Regions from separate parts of the Mus musculus genome. Here region 1 is linked to region 2. Evidence: chromatin loops called from intact Hi-C (ENCODE). Cell type or tissue: left cerebral cortex. All regions are shown on one strand. Each heading gives the region's core, and the rest is flanking DNA. Links, peaks and the distances in the headings are about the cores only.

What was found. A loop is a pair of places that touch in the nucleus more often than their neighbours do. Peaks named below come from ENCODE experiments on the same cell type or tissue, not always from the same donor. Only the 100,000 strongest peaks of a DNase experiment are listed, where the experiment ranks them.
Region 1: it touches region 2 in a loop (2.0-fold over the local background); 5 of 42 quality-filtered maps call a loop at or near these places.

What each region holds. Positions count from the first base shown.
Region 1 is chr1:37,609,258-37,619,060 of GRCm38, reverse strand. Cracdl (capping protein inhibiting regulator of actin like) reads left to right here. Exons shown (of 10, transcript NM_028096.1): 8 at 4,393-4,580; 9 at 5,580-5,724; 10 at 6,665-7,385. The coding sequence ends at 6,804. 4930556I23Rik (a long non-coding RNA gene) reads right to left here and starts at 4,554. Exons shown (of 2, transcript XR_373329.1): 1 at 4,494-4,554; 2 at 3,688-4,162. In left cerebral cortex, for the core only: a CTCF peak has its summit at 1,499; DNase peaks (open chromatin) are centred at 3,965, 4,779 and 6,093; H3K27ac peaks cover 1,651 bases.
Region 2 is chr1:37,535,750-37,545,552 of GRCm38, reverse strand. It overlaps Mgat4a (mannoside acetylglucosaminyltransferase 4, isoenzyme A), which reads left to right and starts at 4,537. Exons shown (of 16, transcript NM_173870.3): 1 at 4,537-4,588; 2 at 9,149-9,514. The coding sequence starts at 9,421. In left cerebral cortex, for the core only: a CTCF peak has its summit at 6,676 (motif pointing right); DNase peaks (open chromatin) are centred at 4,384, 5,257 and 7,446; H3K4me3 peaks cover 2,397 bases; H3K27ac peaks cover 1,428 bases.

The sequences.
Region 1 (9,803 bases), core at 1,209-9,208, 73 kb before region 2:
CGGAAGCACCTGATCTGGGGGTTGCTGATGCGTTTTGGCAGGGAGAACATCCTCCAACAGGGAAATGGTGAGCTTTGGGCCTTGATTATGTGCTGGAGAGGAAATGAAGGGGTAGTGGGTTCACTCGGGGTTGGAGCTAGTGCAAAGCTCTATATTATGTGCTTTATGGAAAACCCTTGCCTGCTTTCAAAATAAAGCCTCCGGCAAGCACAATAACTTCTGTTATAAGATCGCCCCATAGCTGCTGGACAGAACTGATGGAAAGCCACTAAAACCCACAGTGATATTGACCAGGAGCTGGCTGTGAGCCAGGACAGATAACAGATTAATGAATGTTTTAAGAACAGAGCTGGTCTTATATGCTGAAAGCCTAATGTAACCCTGAAGCAAACACAAGGTGCGGTATTCTCAGGACACAAGGTCCACACCTGCCCTGGAGCCCCCTTAGCGTCTGTCTGTCATGCCCATGTATGTCAGGACTGTAGCTGGGGGCCTAAAAAACAAGCAGATAGGACCAAATGCTGTTCTGGCTTCAACCACTTGAGAGACATGGTTGCTAATAGGTCCACTTTAGATCAGAAGTCTTATTGAACAAACTCAGGCCTTTTCTTCCCCGGAGGAGGTTTTAATTCCTGGAAATGAGCTGTGGATATACATTTTTACAATGGCGGTTCAGGGGCTGCAGGGATGGCTCCAGTTAAAGCATTTGCCACACAAGTGTGAGGACTTGAGTTGACTTGAGCCCAGCACCCAGTTTCTTATTATCCCAGCACTGGGGGTGGGGGACAGAAAGGAGGCCCTCTGGGGCTTACTGGCCAGCCAGTCTAGCTGTATTATTGAGCTCTAGGTTAGGTGAGTGTCCCAATCTCAAAAATAAGGGTGCATAGAGATTTGCTTGGTGACAATCCCTGGCCTTCACATGCATACACGCACATAAACTTGTGTATGTACTCATGCACACATACAAGCACACACATGAATATGCACATGAAAGTGTACATACACGTGGATGTGCAAGCACACACATGAATGTGCAAACACACATACCTACACACATACATGCATGCATGAATGCACAAGCACATTCATACACAGACATGCTCACACACAGGCGTGAGCACGCTCACGCACACATACACACACACACATACATACTCGTGCACACAGTTGCTTCAAGAAGCACAGCAGTATGCTGCCCTGTTCCAAGCTTGCTTAGACCAGAACATCTGCTTTAATATCTCAGCCCAAGAGCGAGAGTCCCTAAGTTCACATCCTCCAGCTCCTTGCTTCCCAACCACAACTGTGTTCTTGACAGCTCTAATCTTCCGGGCTCAGCCTTCTGAGAGGTGTCATGCAGGGTGTGGCTTATCATTTGTGCTTCACTCTCAGTGGGTCACTTCTAGGATTCTTTCTGGAAAAACAAAACAAAACAAGCAAGCAAACAAAAACCAGTGCCTTACATTTGAATTTTAGTAGGCACCAAAACCAAGCAAAGGGGGTGACTCCGAGTGATAGAAAGTGTTTGCCACCTGTAGGTGGAGCATCCCAGGATCGGGTGAGTGGTTAGGACTTGGGGGGAGTGGTGTCTTCTAAATACAGATAGCTAAGTCACATAAGTCCACAAGCTAAGTCCATAAGCCCACTGCATTAGTTTCCCCATCTTTTGAAAGAGATTAGAAAACAGAAATCAGCAAAATGGTTGCCTTACGTTGTTACCAGCAATGACAGACAGAGTAGCAGTGGGAGCAGCTGAGGCCCAGCCAGTGGTCTTCTACACATATCGTAATGGAGAACAGCTGGCAGGTGCCAGGCACTGTGCTGGGGCTTGGAGGAGGATGACGTCACTGAATCTTTACAAACATCTGGCATAGATAGCAGGTTGTCTTCTGGGATTTTTACACCTGCATTTACACGGGGTCTGCCCAGGAGCACACGGCTAGCCTGAGGCCTGAAACCCAGCCCCAGGACAGGCTGTGTTGAAGATCAGTGCTTTACAGTATTTTCCCAAATAGAGCTTGAGGGAAGAGACTACGCTACTGAGGAGGGAGGGGTTTTGTTCCTTTGATGGACTCCTCTCAGTAACTAACAAAGTGATAGTTTCTTCTGATCAGAAGTCACTTGCCTGTGCAATGGGGTTGTTAGGGCCCAGCTGTGTGGCTCTCCAGCTCCCCACACCTGAGGCCCTTGCCATCTGGAAGTGTTAGTCTGGGTTTGTTCTAAGGCAGATTAGATTGCTCCCTTCCCAGGCAGGTGTGGGGAGCCAGCTTTTTCTCAAACTCTCAGCAAAGGGATCTCATACATTCCAACACGTGGTGTCTGCTGTTCAGTGAGAGACTTGTCGAGCTCTGCAGGTGTTGGCTGCAGACCTGGGTACACTTGACAACCTAAAGCCCTTATTATTCCGGAGGAGGGGCTGAGATGTCAGAAATCTTTAAACCAGATCCCCAGGAGACTCAGGTCTGTCTATTGAGGCCGGAATATAAACAAAGGAGTGGCTTTATTTGCCACATCTGCCGTGCCCTAGAGCTGACCTTTTGAGCAGATCTAATCGCAGAAGAGATTTTATGTTTCAACCTTGGCCCTGAGAGTTAATGCTTTAAGGGGTCACTGACAACCTGTTTGCCCGCCCCCTCAAGGCCGCCATAGACTGCCCACTGCCCGTCTTCATTCCTCTCTCTAGCCCTAGCCCTCCCTAGCCCAGATGGAGCACAGACGCAGAGCCGTGGGTTCCAGTGTGGCAGAGGATAAGGGTGCAAGTCACAGAAACCACTCAGGCCTGTGTCACAGAGCAGAATGACTGTCACCCGACTCTGCCCATACTTTACTTGGGACAGAGGTGCAACATCTCTGAGGCTTGATATTGTGAGATGTGTCCAAGTGTGGGGAAATACAGGAACCAAACAGGAAAGAAATGGCTGCTAAGAGGTCTTGGTCACTTGCTCAGGCCAGTGCTCCATGAAGTTGCCTGTAGGTCACCTCCTGGCACAGCCTAGTGCAGTTGCAGGGTTCACCCACTCCCAGGGTCAGCATGTGAACGTAGGTACATGGGCATACATCAGTGCAGTTGGAAACATTGCCACTTGAGCAGTCCCCAGAGCCCCACCCTCCCCTGGGGGTCCCTTCTTGCCAAACCACCTTAGAGGCAGTCTCATATAACTTTTCTGCTCGTTTGAATGTTTTTAACTCTACGTGTACAAGTGTTTGTGCACCGTGTGTCTACCTACCGATGCCAAAGAAGGCAGCGTGACCCGAGGAACCAGAGTTACAGATGGTTGTGAGCCACATGTGGATGCTGGGACTCAACCTCAGGTGCTCAGGCAGAGCAGCCGGCACTCCTCCCTGGGCCCCCCAGCCCTCCTCCCTGGGCCCCCCAGCCCTCCTCCCTGGGCCCCCCAGCCCTCTTTATGCTCATTTTAAAAATGTATCTTTTGGCTCAGATGAAATTATCCAAGTGCAGGTTATAAAGAATTTACCAGAACTATGTCTTGTGCCTTTGGGCTAAGAGGTGACAGAGTGCTCAGTACCCAGCACTGAGCTTTGAGGAGGTGAGAGAGGCTGGCCTGGCCTTCAACAAGCTACTTCTCTGCTCTGATTTCAAACTGGAATGGCAAGTTCCTCGGGTTGTGAATTTAATCTTATCAGAACTGTTCGAGGAATATGTTGTTAGCCAAGAAAATAAAGTTCAAACCCTGAGAAAATGTTCCGTCTGTTTCGAAGAGAGTAGCTGCCTCTGGGATAGGGATGGGAGTGAGGGTGAGACACAGGAAGAGTTCTGCGGGAGCTCCTGGTCACTAAGTGAAGAAATGGCAGGAGAGGGCAAAGAGGGCCCTTTAAAAGAATGTAGAGCAGGAGAAGAAAAACAGCCGGTGTTAACCATGCAGGCCCCAACTTCCTGTGTCAGGTGAAGACAGATGGTTGTAGAAATGGCATCACGTCCCACAAAGGGAATGTTTTTAGCGCGTCAAGTAAATCCGGAGTGGGGGCGGGTGGCTGGTCCCAAATGTAGACTCTTATCAAAGGCATCCTATCTGTGCATACATTCCAGCTCCTCCCAGAGAGAAGGCCCTGGTAGAAATTAGCTCCAAAGTGCACAGGTTGGGGTGGCAGCTGCATCTTGTGGTTTTGGCGGCTCAGACCAGAGGAGGTAATCTATTTGAGACATCTATAGAAGAAAAAAAAAAATGAAGTTTGCTGAAGAGAGGCTTTGGCTCAGGGGGGAATGGGAAGTGGGGGTCTCTCTGAGACTCTACTCCTCAATCCTACCACTCCTCAGCCCCCTGAACCAAGCAAAGCAATATAACACACCTTGTATGGGAGAGAAGCTGTGGGTGGGACTGAAGGGGAGAGTGGGACTATCTGCCTAACATTGCTCCTTCTTGGCCTTTATCACAGAAAAGGGTCAGCCTCCTGCGGCTACAGGTCCTGGGGCTGATGGGCAACCCACCCCACCCTGGATCACCATGGCCCGGCAGAAGAGAAGAGGAGCCCCAGACCTGCCCGTCAACCAGGAAGAGAAACCTGGGTCGAGGATCCTAAAGACAGAAACTGGGAAGCAAGCCAAGGTGGCCGAGAGAGCCCAGGTTACCACTCTTTTTCTGTGGCGTTCGGGGTGGGGGTGGGGTGAGGAGGGCAGCGATCTTGTGAGGGTGTGGTGGGAGCAGGTACCGCTGTGCTCACAGAGGTCCTGCATGAACATCACAGAGATGCCGTGCCTACCGTGATGGCTGACATGCGCAAAGGCAGTACGTCAGCTTGTGGACCCCGTGATGGAGCTAGCTGCCTCTTTGCCTGTGTGGGCTGGTAGAAATGCAGTGGCGCCCGAGGCTGCTCTGGCCTCCTAGGCAACGCAGCTCAGCCTCTGGAAAAAAATTGAAGACAGTTAAAACAACGGCTCCCTTCAGACACACGCTAATATGGTCACCAGCTCCACCTCAGCCCCTTGTGTGATGATAAATGAAGCCTGCTCTGGCTGCTGCCTGCTGGCTTCCCTTTTCCCTCACCTGGGGCTGCACAGCCAAAACCTGGAGTTGCATGTTGTATTCAACTGAAAACAGCTCTCACCAACCCCAACAACTGTGCTGATGCACCCTCTGCTAACCAGTACAATAAATGGGGTTCTGCTGTCTAGGAAAGGGAGCCTGCGCTGCAATAGGACCTGCTTCCCTTCCTGCTAATGCAATCCTCAGTTGTGTCTACACAGCTGAAGACCTGTATGTAGCATTGAGGAGGGGAAATTACAGTGCGAAATGTTAGCCCATTTCAGCTGCTGCCATATAGTGTGTATCATAAAACCATTCCCTACGGCTTTCACATAGAGTCCTCGCTCTATACCATCTGGGGCTGAGACTGGGCTGTCCAGGCAAGCAAGGAGCCACCATGCACACGTGGGCTGCAGGAGGCTGGCACAAGTCAGCTCTGGCATTTTGGTGGGTGATGCCGGTGCACAGAGCCCCTTTCCAGAAAGTGCCAGCAGCAGGGTGCATCTTGGAAGAGACATTTTGTAGCTAAGACACTTGGAGTATTTACCCACTCTGAGTCTGTTATCCTTGGGCAGCACCTGTCATTTTGTGTCTCCGTAGGAGTCTGTGAAGCAGGGTGACTTCGTCCGGAGCAAATCTTTCCTGATGACCCCTGCAAAGCCTGCTGTGACCCAGAGGCAGGGGTCAAAACTGAACCTCAAGGAAGGGCTACAGAGAGGAATCTCACTGTCCCATCAGAACTTGGGTATGAGACTGGCTTTTATTTCCAAATACTTTGGCACACACTCATGCACGCGCACACAGATATATATATTTACACATACACACACACATATATATATTTCTTCCTATGATTGGAGTTTGTGTTATTGAATCATTTTGCCATGTTGAGCAGTGTTTTTTTAATGTAGTCCCCCCCCCCTTTTTTTGAGAAGGAATTTACATGAGATAACGGTCACCCATATCCAGTGTGCATTTCAGTGGATGTATTTAACGGTGAGATTATGTGTATTTGCGGAGTCCCACCACCCTGGTAGCAATCTAAGAATAGAACATCCCCCTCACACTGGAAGGAAACCTACTTGTCACATTCCCTACCCTGGGGGTAGGTAAGCACTAACCTACTTTGTGTCTCTGTGAGATATCCCTTTTTGGGAATGTGAAATCATAAAACACAGGTCCCTGTCTCTGCTGGTTTTGAATGCAATTCTGAGCTCCGGGAGGTGGTATTTGTCACCTCAAATGGTGGATGAGCCCGGAGTCTCCTGCACACTAATCACATACTCTCCCGTCGAGTGACATCCCGAACCTAATATTTTTTAATTTTTTATTTACTTTGTATTGTGGTCAAACGACACGAGACTTGTACTTTACTAGCCATCTTAATTGGGTGGTTGTGAAGGTGGTATGCTCGGTCCCTCGTGCAGCCTACCTCTGGTGTTCTGCAGTTAGACCCTGAACCTTTCTAGACTCACTTTGCCTCCGGAACCACCTAAGCCTGCTCTGAAACTCTTCCAATCGTATGTGCTCCACACTCGATGCTTCAGTCTTCACTCCTTTATGCACTGAGGGATTGTGTGTCCTGGAGCACAGTGGAGACTGGAACGTATATTTAAAGCTATAGGAGAGGCTTAGCGAAAACCCACACTGGGTCTCTTGCTTTTGTCTGTTTTGTCTCCCAGCAGCTCAGGCTGCAGCGACCACAGAGAAGGAACTTCATCAGCTGAAGAGGGCCAGTTACGCCAGTACAGATCAGCCATCCTGGATGGAACTCGCCAGAAAGAAATCTCAAGCCTGGAGCGACATGCCCCAAATCATAAAATAGATTGGCAGGCTGCTGGGGAAGGAGGTCCACTGGACCGACGAGCCACTTAGTTTTAAACTGCCAATAAATCTTGGCAAGCAGACTGTGAAACTTACGATTGATTTTTGTCAACGGCTTCTGATGTGCTCCGAGAAGAGAGAGGAACCAGGGGGAACGGAGAAGACCAGCAGACAGCCTCAGTGCCGGGCCAGAGGGGCTGTGGCAAGAATGTTGCGAAGTTTAGGGGCGCCATTCCTGTGCTGAGATGTCAGCGTGAGCCTACGAGTCCCAGGTCTGCGCTGCCTCTTGCCATCAGCCAGTGCCTCTGGCCACCGTCTTGCCGTGGGCCATCGTGGTCTTTCTTGTTTACTAATAGGCATGATTGTTTGTGGTAAAGCAGGGATTCCCTTTACAAGAGCAGCTACCCACTTAACAATCCAGTTTCCTGAAGAAACCCACCCACCCCGAGAAGGAGAGGAAGGGACGTGGCAGGGTTTGTCAATTCATAGACTGTTTCCAAAAAGAATTTTTAAACTTTTCCACTAGGCATCTGTGTCCTGTGCAAAATGCATTGCCTGTTTAATAAAAAGTTTCAAACATGTTTCTGCTCTGTGCGTCAATATTATTTTTGCTCCTAGAGAACATCTTCCAATGCTGAGGGAATGCCCTTACGCCTCAGTGAAAATCCTGACTTGGTTGGGAGTTGAGTTTGTTGTGTATTAGCGAGGGGTGGGTGGTGGTGGTGGTAGGGAGTGGTTGGTTTTTATTGTTCTAACAAAACATTGGTGTTCATTTTAGGAAGAAAGAAGAATTTGTAGGATTTTTTTTTCATTTGCTCTACATATAACATTGCAAGAATATGAAAGTCTTAGGGGCCGTCTATCCTAGTTTGCTTTCCAGTTTGTTTATAAACATCATAACCAAAAGCGGCTTGGGAGAAAAGGTTTATTTGAGCTGACACAACCCAGGTCACAGTCCACTCAGGGAAGCCAAGGCTGGAACTAGGAGCAGAGATTGAAACACGAGCCACAGGGAAATGCTGCTTACCAGTTTGTTCCTTGTGGCAGGCTCAGCCTGCTTTCTTATACAACACAGGATCACCTGCCCAGGAATGTTGCCGCCTGAAGAGAGCTGGGCTCACTCACAGAGAATTCCCTTACAGACTTGACCATGTGTTGGCTAACGAGGCATTTTCTCAGGTGACCCTGGCTTGTGTCACGTTGCCAAAATACAATAAGTAAATCTAAGCGGGACACTATTGACACTTTATGGCATTTCACCCATCCAGCCTGCATATTTCTGTTGACAACAGGCTCGCTGGTACAACAGCCAAGAATGTAGAATGTGGCAAAATTGGGCTGGAAGAAAAGTTTGGGATCTCAGAGGTTCTGTGCAATGGCTCCTTAGCAGTTGCTTTAAAACAATTCGTTTGTTCCTCCCCACAAGCCAGTCTCTATGGGAGTTAATTCAGCTAGACGCAAAATCAGTCCGACCTCATGATATGTTTGTTCTATTATAACTTGATTTTATGTGTCCTAAGGGTTGCCACTTTTAGTCTATTTTTCCATTCTCATGAAAATTCTTTTCCTAGCTGTTAGTGCTACACAATTTTATGGCATCTGCCTCTGCCGAAGGAGTGTGGGACAGTTTCTTTCCACAGACAAATTGATTTATTAATGACATTCTCTTAGAGAACATAAATGCAAGAACTCTAAAGCTTTGGCCTGAATAGTTTTAACTAGAGAAAAATCAATTTGTCTGTATTTCTCTGGCCAGCAGAGCATTTCAGAGGAATGCTTTGGAGGCAGAGGCCTCACTACAGGAACAAAAAGACGTGGTTCAGTTTTGATTTGACTGTTCTCTGTGTTTCAGGGTGTGGTACACAGCAGGCTTAGGTTTTTAGGACATAGGAGAATTCGGTAGGATGGAGTCCTATAGCCTCTGCCCTCTGCACGGAGATTAGGCTCTGATAGAAGACCTGGAGGCCAGCCAAGCTTGGCCAGCCAAGGCTCGGTGGTGATGTAGAAGTCTACAGTGGTAACAATGGGGAAAGCGTGAGAGGAGTCACCAGACCCAGTTCTCCTGAGCAGAAGGAACGGGCATTGCTGGGAGTACATTAGCCACTTTAGTTACAACCCTCTCTTCCGTCCTTGGGGTGAGTATGCATTTCTGCTTTGTCGATGAAGTCGTTGAGGCACGTTGAAGCTAAGGCCATTGACGGCCTACGTTTTTAAACCCTACTGTAAATTGATATCTTAGTTAGGGTTTTACTGGTGAGCAGACACCACAACCAAGGCAACTCTTATTAGGACAACATTTAATTGGGGCTGGCTTACAGGTTCAGAGGTTCAGTCCATTATCATCAAGGTGGGAACATGGCAGTATCCATGAAGACATGGGGCTGGAGGGGCTGGAGGAGCTGAGAGTTCTTCATCTTCATCTGTAGGCTGGTAGAAGACTGGCTTCCAGGCAGTTAGGAAGAGTCTTAAAGCCCACACCCACAGTGACACACCTACTCCAACAAGACCACACCTACTCCAAGGCCACACCCCCAAATAGTGCCACTCCCTGGGCCAAGCATATACAAACCATCACAATTGACACCCCTGGTTTTGTTTTTCAGAGCTGAGACCTAAACCCTTGTGCCTCTAGGCAACCATCATACCACGGAGCTGAACCCCCAACCCTAGCATTCCTGCTTTTAAATCTCAGTCAGTACAGGAGTGAACCTTGCCCTCAGAGACATCATGGGAGCACACTGAGCATGACCTTGTGAACTCGTGGGTCTTAGGAACAAATGTGTACACCACGCTTTCTCCTTGGTGACCACCTCTGTCTTTGAGTTCCTTTAAAGGATAAGAGAATGTGCTGGCTTTTTGTTGTTGTTGCTGCTGCTTTAATTTGGCACTTTTAAATTTTCAGTGCACATGTACTTGAATAATTTGGCATGTTTCTAACTTGTGTGGGAGTTCCCTAGAAGCATCTCTACGATGGGGCCCAACCCCATGAAAACTCTATCT
Region 2 (9,803 bases), core at 710-8,709:
AATTCATTTGATGATTTTGTTTTCAGTGAAATTCAAGTCAGCAACTCGTGTAGCAAATTTTTGTTTTTGTTGTTGCTTTGAGACTGGATTGGCCTGGCACTCAAGGATGTCTGCCTGCCTCCGCCTCAAAGATGTCTGCCTGCCTCCGCCTCAAAGAAGTCTGGGGTGAGTAGAATGGAGGCTGAGTCATGGCTGACTCAAGTAGCAAGTTTTAAAATCAAACATTTGAACCTAATATAAATGAAAGACATGCTAATTTAATGTTTACATGCTGAGTAACAGCAGTAGGTAAATATTAAATGCTATTGTTGTCAATAATGAAAGCATCATGGTTCTATAAGAGCAGACACCTTAGAATGTGTCCCATGTCTACATTCTCCAGAGTATACATCGGAAGGCATAGCATACAGTAGTTTTGTGCTGGCGTTAAAGTGTTCTAGGCATTGTATGAGCGATGGCACATCAAGTGCAAAGTGCAGATGTTGTGTGTTCAGGAACAAGGCTGCAGTGTGTGTGACATGTGCAGTGCATGTCATGTGTGTGATGCATGTAGTATATGTAACATGTGTGATGTGTGTGGTGTGTGTAACGCATGTAACGTGGGCAGGTGCCATCACAAACAAACACTTTCGATTCATCTCGTGTTTCATTTTGAATTAACATTTGTTCTTCATGTGTTTAGAACCTCTGTTACCAGAGTTTTCACAACCCCAATATTCAGTTCTATGACACCGTATAGAGCTATAGCTCACCACCGGAGGAGGAGTGTCCTAGCTGTAGTTAAAAGCAGCATCTCGGGGTCTCCCAGGTAAAACCAGGGATTCTCTGCATACACATGTGAAAGAGCCAAGGAGAATCTCCAGATGTGATCCGCCTCTTGGAGCCCTCATACTGAACACAGGTCCAACCCAGGACACCAGGATTACGTTTGTAACCGAGTACGAACCATACAAGTCTGATTGCTAACACAGGGAAGGACAGGTCCCAAACCTGGCAATCTTGGGCTTGATTTCTTGGAAACTGATTAATGCATGAGAGGCCTCACCACCAAACACCATCAAAGAGATAAAAGAAAAAGATTTGTTTCCTGTGTGTAGTCTGCTTTTAGCTTGAATGTCACTTCCAGGAAGCCGTCCCTGCCCGAGAATCTGATTGATGGCCTCCGACTATCACTGCCCAGCTCCCGTGGTTTAATTACTTACCAAAGTCTCTCACTAGTCTGTGAGACTCCATGGGGAGGCACCAGCTGCCTCTGTAATCATAGACCTTTTGGGGTGGGGGCGGGGGCGGGGGGGGGGCTCATGGAAGAGTGAATGTTTGTATATAGAACAGCCATGGCTCAACAGCTGTGTTAGGGACAGCTACAGCAGCAGTTTTCAACCTGTGGGTTGTGGTCTCTCTGGGGTTGATTCACTCTTTCACAGGAGTCACCCATCAGAAAACACAGCTATTTACATCATGATTCTTAATAGTAGCAAAATTATAGTTATGAAATAGTGACTGAAATAATTTTCTAGTCCGGAGTCATCACAACAAGAGGAACTGCATTAAAGGGTCACAGTGCGAGGAAGGTTGAGAACCTCTGGGCTACAGAATGGTGGTGACATTACAGGCTGAACTTCTCAGCTCTGGTTTTACTGACAGTGTAAAGGTAAAAAGAGAAGCCATGGAATTAAAAACACCGTGAAAAAGCAAGAGGAGAGATTGAAAAACAACAACAAAAACAAAACAGGATTTGATCAGACTCAGGATTTGGACTAACTGACTTTGATTGCTAATTAAACTGATCATGATAATAGATATTTTGTTTTGTTTTGAGAGAATCTCTTAGGTCAAACTGGTCTCAAACTTGCCCTGAGACTGGCCTGTCTATAACTTGTAATCCTCCTGCCCCAGTGTCCTGAGTGCTCAGATTATAGATATGGGCCACCATGCCCAGCAACTAAAGCAATCTTTTATACTCAAACTCCCAGTTAATCATTTTCTAAGAAATGAAACACAGGATGGGCAGTTGTTTTCCGCTGTGTCTCCTCTCATGCACTAATAATCAAACTTACATCATTCATGAGTGGCTATTAAAGTGTAGTTAAGCAGATAGCCTTGGACATAGTTGGAAAATTCAAGGTTGTGAATGTCAACAAGATTGAGAGGAATCACGGACTCTAACTCACACTGAGCAGGCATATTTCAAACCATCACAGTTTCTTAGCTCAACCAACTGAATGCCACAGCTTCTTCTCAACAATGTGAATAGAGACAAGTTTAATCATGGCAGGGACTAAAGTTTCTTAGAAAAACTGTCCTTCTGCCAGATGAAGGGCAATGAAGAATGAAAAAGGCATCCCTCTACCTCTTTGTGTTTTTAATGGCTCAGCCTTTAAAGGCTCCTGCTGTGGAGCCTGACCACCTGAGTTTAATCCCTAGTTCTCTACAGCACAAACTCCCACAAGTTGCCCCCTGCCCTCTGTGTGAGTGCCTTGGCATGCTTGTGACCCCACACTGAATAAATGCACAGAAGATATTATAAAAGGTCTTCAATTCATGGATGTCTATTGCTTCTTTTAACTTCTGATGTTTCCCTGTTTACAGAGTCTGAATATGTACTCTTCCTGAAGGTACCACTCCAGTCCGTACCCACATCGTATCTTTTCCTTTTTCTCCTCTCATCTGACCTTGATCTTTGCTTAGAAAATGTCTGTGAACACTCTCATTCCCTTCCTTTACCAGGGGGGAAAAAATAGAGAAAGCGGAAATAGGTCTTTTTAAGATTCATTCAGTCATCCGATAGCTGGTGGGTTGCTAAAGGTGAAAATGGAAACAGAGAAGCAGAAGTCTCTGAATTAAGGAGAATTGGGTTTAATCGCGGTTAGTTGCCTAAATAACTATTTGTATCCATGAAATTCTCTAGTTTCTCTCTGTATAACATTGGGATATCGGAAAAATGACTGTCTGTGTTGCTCAGTCTTTTAGCTGACCCTAACATAGCTCAAGGGCTGTTTCTCTCCTGTCGAGTATTTTCTTCCTCTGCTTGAAGCTGTGAACTGATCTGACACTCAGAACAGTAGAAAGGTAGCAAGGCCTGGTGTGTCTATGCTGACAGGAGAATTAGCAATTCACCCCAACCGTGTTTCAGACGCTGTGTCTGGTAGGGGTTCCATCTATAGTGCTTGTGTCCATCTTGAAGTCTAGTGCTGGGTTGCTAACTGTCAATGTTTTAGGCACAGTTATACAGGGAATTTAGCTCTATTTCCCCCCAAAGTAGAAAGCAAAGCTGCCACTGGGTTTATCATGCTTCTCCCATACCCCGGCTGGTGCAGAGCTGGGGGAAGAAGACTGTGAGCCTCTTTTGGGATTTTGAAAACAGCTTAGGAACAACGGAGAGAAATCTCACCACAGGAGAGCTGAGAAACCTATAAATATAATAGCTAATTATTAAACACTTAATTTTGAGACAAAAAAAAAACGTCCCCCCCAAAAACAAAAACCCCTCATTCCGATGTTGTATACTAGAGTTTTCTATTTTTGAATTACTGTCGTCTTCTGATCCAGATATTTATTGCCTTGGTGTTTGCCAGGAACAAGGCTGTTTCCTAGTTTTTTGATTTCTTGTATGTCTTTGCAGTGTTGTTGGGAGGATTATGGTAACAGGGAGGACAGACACATCTCTTATCTTATTAGCTCTGTAACCACAGGTAAACTCTTTAACCTTTTAAGCTCATCTGTGAGAAATGGGGATTAACATATATGATAAGCAATTAAAGATTTGCCGGGATTATGGTAAGAAGCAATTAAAGATCTTAATATATGCCAGGCTTGATAGCTAACAGATAACGTGCACAGGGGCAGGCCACTCACGTTTTCTATAGATGTCCATCCATTTCGATCTGAAACCAGTTTTAAACTTTAAGAAATGGTCATCTGACACGTGCTCAAGAGAGAAGGGAAGACTAACACTGCATAGTAGAAAAATCGGGGACATTAGCACTGAGTGGTGTGCCTTTAAACCCTAGTCATATTTGTTGCTTCTAGTTGCTCCAAATGGTCCTCCCTGCGTCTCTGCCTCCTCCTGGAAGCTGGAGGATAACGATGCTCCTCACTGATGCTGGCAGTGTAATGCTTGGAACAGCGGGCCTTGGAAGCTATGGTTGGATTAGAGCCAGGACCTGTCACCGCGCCTGGACCGCCAGAAGATGGGACCCAGAGCTAGGAGGAAAGGCCATGGTGACCAGGTTGTATTCCGTGGGCTCACTGGGGCCTTTGTTGCCTCCCGAGGTTGCATGCGCTCAGGCCGGAGGGTACAAGCCAGATGTGGCGGCTGCGCTCCAGCCCCGGCCGCAACACCGATGCAAAAAGGGGCTGGGGAGAAATATATAGGCTGCTCTATTGCGCCGTTGAGTGACAGGCTGGCCGGCCACTGGCAGCGGCGGCGGGGCGCTTAGGGAAGTGGCGGCCAATGGCTGGCGGGAACTGGGGCGGGGGCTGGGCAGGGGCTGTCCCTGGCGAGGGCGGGGCGCGCGGCCCGCGGCGGCGGAGGCGGCTCCAGCAGCGACGCCGGCGGCCGCGGCAGAAGCGCCCTGGCCCGCGGCAGGTGAGGAGCGCGGGGCGCCGGGCAGGGGGCGGCCAGGAGGAGTACGGCGGGGTCCGCGGAACACCCACCTGCTGGTGGCTGAGGCGGGGCGTCCCGAGGCCGCCGTCCGATCGCGCGCGCACCGGGCCTCGGAACCGGGAGCGGGGCGCGGGCCGGCCGCCCTCCGCGCCTCGCCGCAGCCGCAGCCCCTCGGTGCTGCGCTCCTTCCCGGTGGTTGGCCTGGAGCCTCGGGCGGTCCCGGAGCACCGGGAAAGTGCAGTGCTGTGTGCGCGTGCACCGAGACCAAGAGTTGCGGGCAGGATCCCGCGACTGGAGGGTTGGAAGGCTGGAGGGTTGGAGGGCTGGGGGGCTGGGGGGCTGGAGGTGGCGCCGCCGCGGGGCAGGTAGGGCGGGGGCCGCTTGCCTGCGGGGAACTAAGATGTTCCGGGAGGTACGGGGGGAGCGAGCCCGGATTCCTCCCAGGCCTGGGTTTCCTCCATCCCATGGAAGCGGCGAGTGGGATCCCCTCCCCGACCTCAGGTGGGGTCTCGGACCCCTCCAGGTGTGACAGGTGATGTCTGGAAGGCTTGGCGTTAAGTGGTGGCAGTGGTACGCTTCCCGCGCCCGCTTTTATTTCTCTAAGCGTTGTGATCTCAGGAGCGGGTTCACGGCTTACATTTAGAATTCGGAAATAGCTGTAGATGGTATGTTATCTTCTTCGAGCCTGCCATCTATTTTGCTGTTGTGCTTTTTGCTGCCGACAAATTATTTAGTAAAAGATAAAAGAATGACATGGTTATTCACTTGAATGTAAAAATCTAAATTTAGAATCATGTAACACGCGCTCTGTGGTTCAGGCTCCTTTCTCTTCCAAATGCTTAAAGAATAGTTTTACTAACAGGTTATGGTGACATAGGTTCCATTAACCCCTGAGTGTAAATCATAACACATACTAGACAATGAAATTATGTAAGCTGTATAAAAGAAATATTTATGTTCTCTAAGTGGAAAGGGCATGAGTTTTTCATAATTGCGGTTTATAAAGTTGTGCAGGCTTACGTCATGGTGTTCATTGATCCGGGGTGTCATGAATCGTGCCTCTTGTTCTTTCAGGCACCTCTGTTTTGTCTGTGGGATGCTGATGAAGGACTCTACCAAATGTTAACCAAAGTGTTCTTAGCCGTGGAACATATGGGATATTTCAGAGAACACTTTAAAAACTTAATTAAAAAAAAAAAACAAACCCAGATGCAAGATTGTTAAATCTATTAACAAAACATATTCCTCATTCTGCGGTTTAGAGTTGAAGCCTCTTTTGGAGGATGGAGGAATGGCTAGTTACGTAGTCATTTTTTTGTTCAAAGACTTGGTTGTTATCAATTAATATAGCCAGGACAGTCTTAAGGTAAGGGCGGTAGATAAGTATTCACATATGTGGCCTCGGACACAAATGTAGGTCACCTGTGTCTAACGAGCCAGCCTCAAGCTGCCTGGGGTGGTTTAAGGGTACGAGGTGTGTTCTGTTTCCTCCTCTCTGGAGATTTCATTCACGTGTGCTTCACGATGAAGCTTAGTTTGGAAAACCCTGGTGTAAAATGAATAGCTGCATTCCGGTGGAGTGTAACACTCCTCCTCCTTTTGAGATGTCAGAACTTATTAGTAGAATTCCCTAACCGTATCTTCCCTAAAATGGGGTTTGCTAACTTCTTAGGCCCAGTATTTAATACTCCATATGCTTCTGGGGTATTATGGATGGCTAATCTATAGCATTTATACTTTTATATAGGCTTCATTTGTATGTAATAAAACAACTTCTCTCTCTCTCTCTCTCTCTCTCTCTCTCTCTCTCTCTCTCTCTCTCTTTGTTGTTGTTTCTTGAAACAGGATTTCTCTGTGTAGCCTTGGCTGTCCTGGAACTTGCTCTGTAGACCAGACTGGCCTCGAACTCATAGATATCTGTCTGTCTTTGCCTCCCAAGTGCTTGCATTAATGGCATGGGCCACCACCACTTAGCTTAATAAAAACTTTTTTTTTTAAAGATTTATATATTTATTATGTATATAGCACTCTGCTTGCATGTATCCCTACAGGCCAGAAGAGGGCATCAGATCTCATTACAGATGGTTGTGAGCCGCCATGTGGTTGCTGGGAATTGAACTCAGGCCTTCTGGAAGAGCAGACAGTGCTCTTAACTGCTGAGCAATCTCTCCAGCCCCATTAATAAAACCTTTTAAATTATCATTTTAGAATGATTCTGCATATCTCTACTTCCTGATTTATGTCAGCTAGATATTTATTCTAATAATCAGCTCTACCTGCCCTTCCCCAACAAAATCCTCCCTGAAGCAAAATATGACTATATATAGACAGAAAGTGAAAAGTGTGTTTGTATAATGTCATACCAGGCTTAAAATTCCAAGTCACAGTTTACTGAGGTAGTGCCCCTGTTCTTAGAGTCAGAAGTCATCATTGAGTGTTTTATTGAGCTAATAGATTAGGTACTTGGTGGAATTTAAAATCATTGGATTTTGTTTTCCCAGTGAGGACCTTTGGTTGTAGGTGGTCAGCATGGGCATAGTTGGGATAAAGTTAGCCATGGGAGGTGAATAAATTAGGTCTTAGCAACTTGGAGAACCTCTTTGGAATACCAGGTGCTCAGGTAGTCACAGGCCGTGCAGTGGAATGTAGTGCTTCTAGAATTTTACATGGAAATGAGAGCTCCTGGCCAGAGAAACTAACAGGCAGGCTTTGTTGGGGACTCAGGAGGGAGGGATTAGCCAAAGGCTGCAGGAAGTGGGAAATTTGTTCAGAGTTGCACATTTGGACTGTGAAATTTTCTGTTCATTCTGTAGTTTTTATACCATAACAGGCTTGTGCCTACTGCAGAACAGAAAACATTTTTTAAAATGTAATACATTTGGAAAATTTATGTTTTCTGTCGAGCCAAGTTAACACTCAGAAAGGCTCTCTAGTCTCATCTGAGCTGCGACTGTCTCCTGCAGCAACTCCGTCCTGCTGTGGTGTAAGCGGTCAATCTGAGGGACAAAAGGCAGCAGATAAGAATTCTGCCAGGCCATGGTGACACACACCTTTAATCTGAGCACTTTGGGAGGCAGAGGCAGAGGCAGTGGCAGAGGCAGACAGATCTCTGTGAGTTCGAGGGTAGACGGTAGACAGTTCTAGGCCAGCCAGAGCAACACAGGGAAACCATGTCTCAAAAAGCAGACAAACAGAAACAGAACTTAAACCTAGAAGTTACTGAAACTGAGGTTTCTCATTGGGTTTACCTCCTTGTGTATAAAATAGGGGTTGTAACGCTTGCCCTGTAAGGACTTAGTGAAGGTTTAAGTCTTGTTACTGCCCAGAATAAAGGAAAAAAGCCAGTGAAGTATAGTAACCATCCTCACCATCACACTGTCATTTGTCCCTGTGTGGTCTTCCTTGGCTAGTGGAGATTCCCAGTGATTCACAGTGCTAGAAATAGCTGAGGTTGTAGTTTGTGAATTGCCTGCAAATGGCTGCTTTAATCAGGCGTGCCCTTCCACTGAGAGATGTGTCTCTTGGGCCTGATAATTGTTTTTGGAGGTACAGTAACTCACCCCACTAGAGGCTCATTTACTGTAGCATCACAGGAAGTGGTGCTACCCCTTGGTGCCACTAGAAATCAACGCTTGCCTGACAAGCCCCTAGGGGGTGAGACCAGTTATGTCTAGCGTGGACCACGCAGGGGCTGGCTCATCTGTTGGCTTATTTTTCTCTTTGATACAGTTGGTATTTATTGAAGGCCTATCTTGTGCTGGGCATTCTACTTAGCAACCTCATGCCTTTCCAGTTCTAAAGAATTTTAGTTAGCTGAACAGCGAGCGCGGTCCTCCTCATTTCTTGAGCATCATAACCCAATGGGGTAGGCTGTGGCCGAGAGAGAGTGGGCTAGATCACTGCCTCTTCTGAACGTGTAAATATTTCCAGCTGTCTCTCTAAAACTCAAGATGAGGATATTGATAATTGTAAGGATTTTGTGGTATGTGGGATACCAGAGTCCGTCGCTTTCTTATTTCATAGATGAAATTTGGAGGCATGGAAGAAAAGAGGCACGTCAGGGCATTTCAGTAATGCCATAAGTCAGCACTGGGCAGCAGACTCTTCAAACTATTGCAGTTGTACATTCCCTTATTTTTATTTATTTTCTTAACCATTGCTTGCTCTTATGCAGCGGAATAATAACTCGGGGAGAGGGGGATGAAACTTAAGGCTCAGTTGTTAGGGATCCCTTTGGGAATCTGTGAGCCCCACAACTTCTCCCTTTAAATGAGCAACCATAAATTTTTATGTTTTCCATAGACAGAACCAGCCAGGAAGGAAGGAATACAGTTTGAAGCTTTTTTTTTTTTTTTTTTTTTTTTTTGAGGAAAAAGACCCTTATAATTCTGCTATAAGAAATGAATCATTTTAATATGGGGGTGGTCTTCATAAGTACAGTTTAGGCTTGACAAGAGTCTGCCTTTGACACTGAATAATAAATGGAGAAACCTCTGGTTTGTATTATTTAGTGAGTTTTCCTTTCGTTTCTTTCCCTGACAGGAAGAAGAAAAAGAAGCATCCCTTAGCCCCCAGCCTCTGAAAACTGCGAAGACAATCTGGAATAGCAATACCCACTGTTGCTTTGCTGCCTGACGCCTTCTGCCCAGCATCTGAAGTGAACCTCAATCATCAATTCATCAATTGCTTTTTTTTTTTTTTTTTTTTTTTTGGCCCGGGACCAAGGCGTTCTGGATTCTGTTGATTTGAGGCTGGAGAGAGACCGGTCTTGCTTGTCATCGCCAACTTGCTAACCAGTGTGATGGTGAAATGAGATGAGGCTCCGAAATGGAACTGTGGCCACTGCGCTGGTATTTGTCACGTCCTTCCTTACCCTATCCTGGTATACCACGTGGCAAAATGGGAAAGGTAAGGAGGAGGTCTCTGAACCACTGTGGGTGACAGAGTACACCATGCCACAGAGGTGAGCCGAGTGGAAATAGGTTGAGCCTGCATGCCTGCAGCTCACGCCTCTGTCTTTGTTCTGGTGGCTTTTTTTGATACAAAAATGAAACAGTTTTCTTGGACAGACTGATACAGACTTCTGACTCCTGCCCGTTTGTTTTCAGTATCTTATGATCACACTTTGGAAAGCCACATTGTGTAACAAAGGCTTTTTTTTACAAGTCATCACAATCAATACATCTTTGGTGTGCTA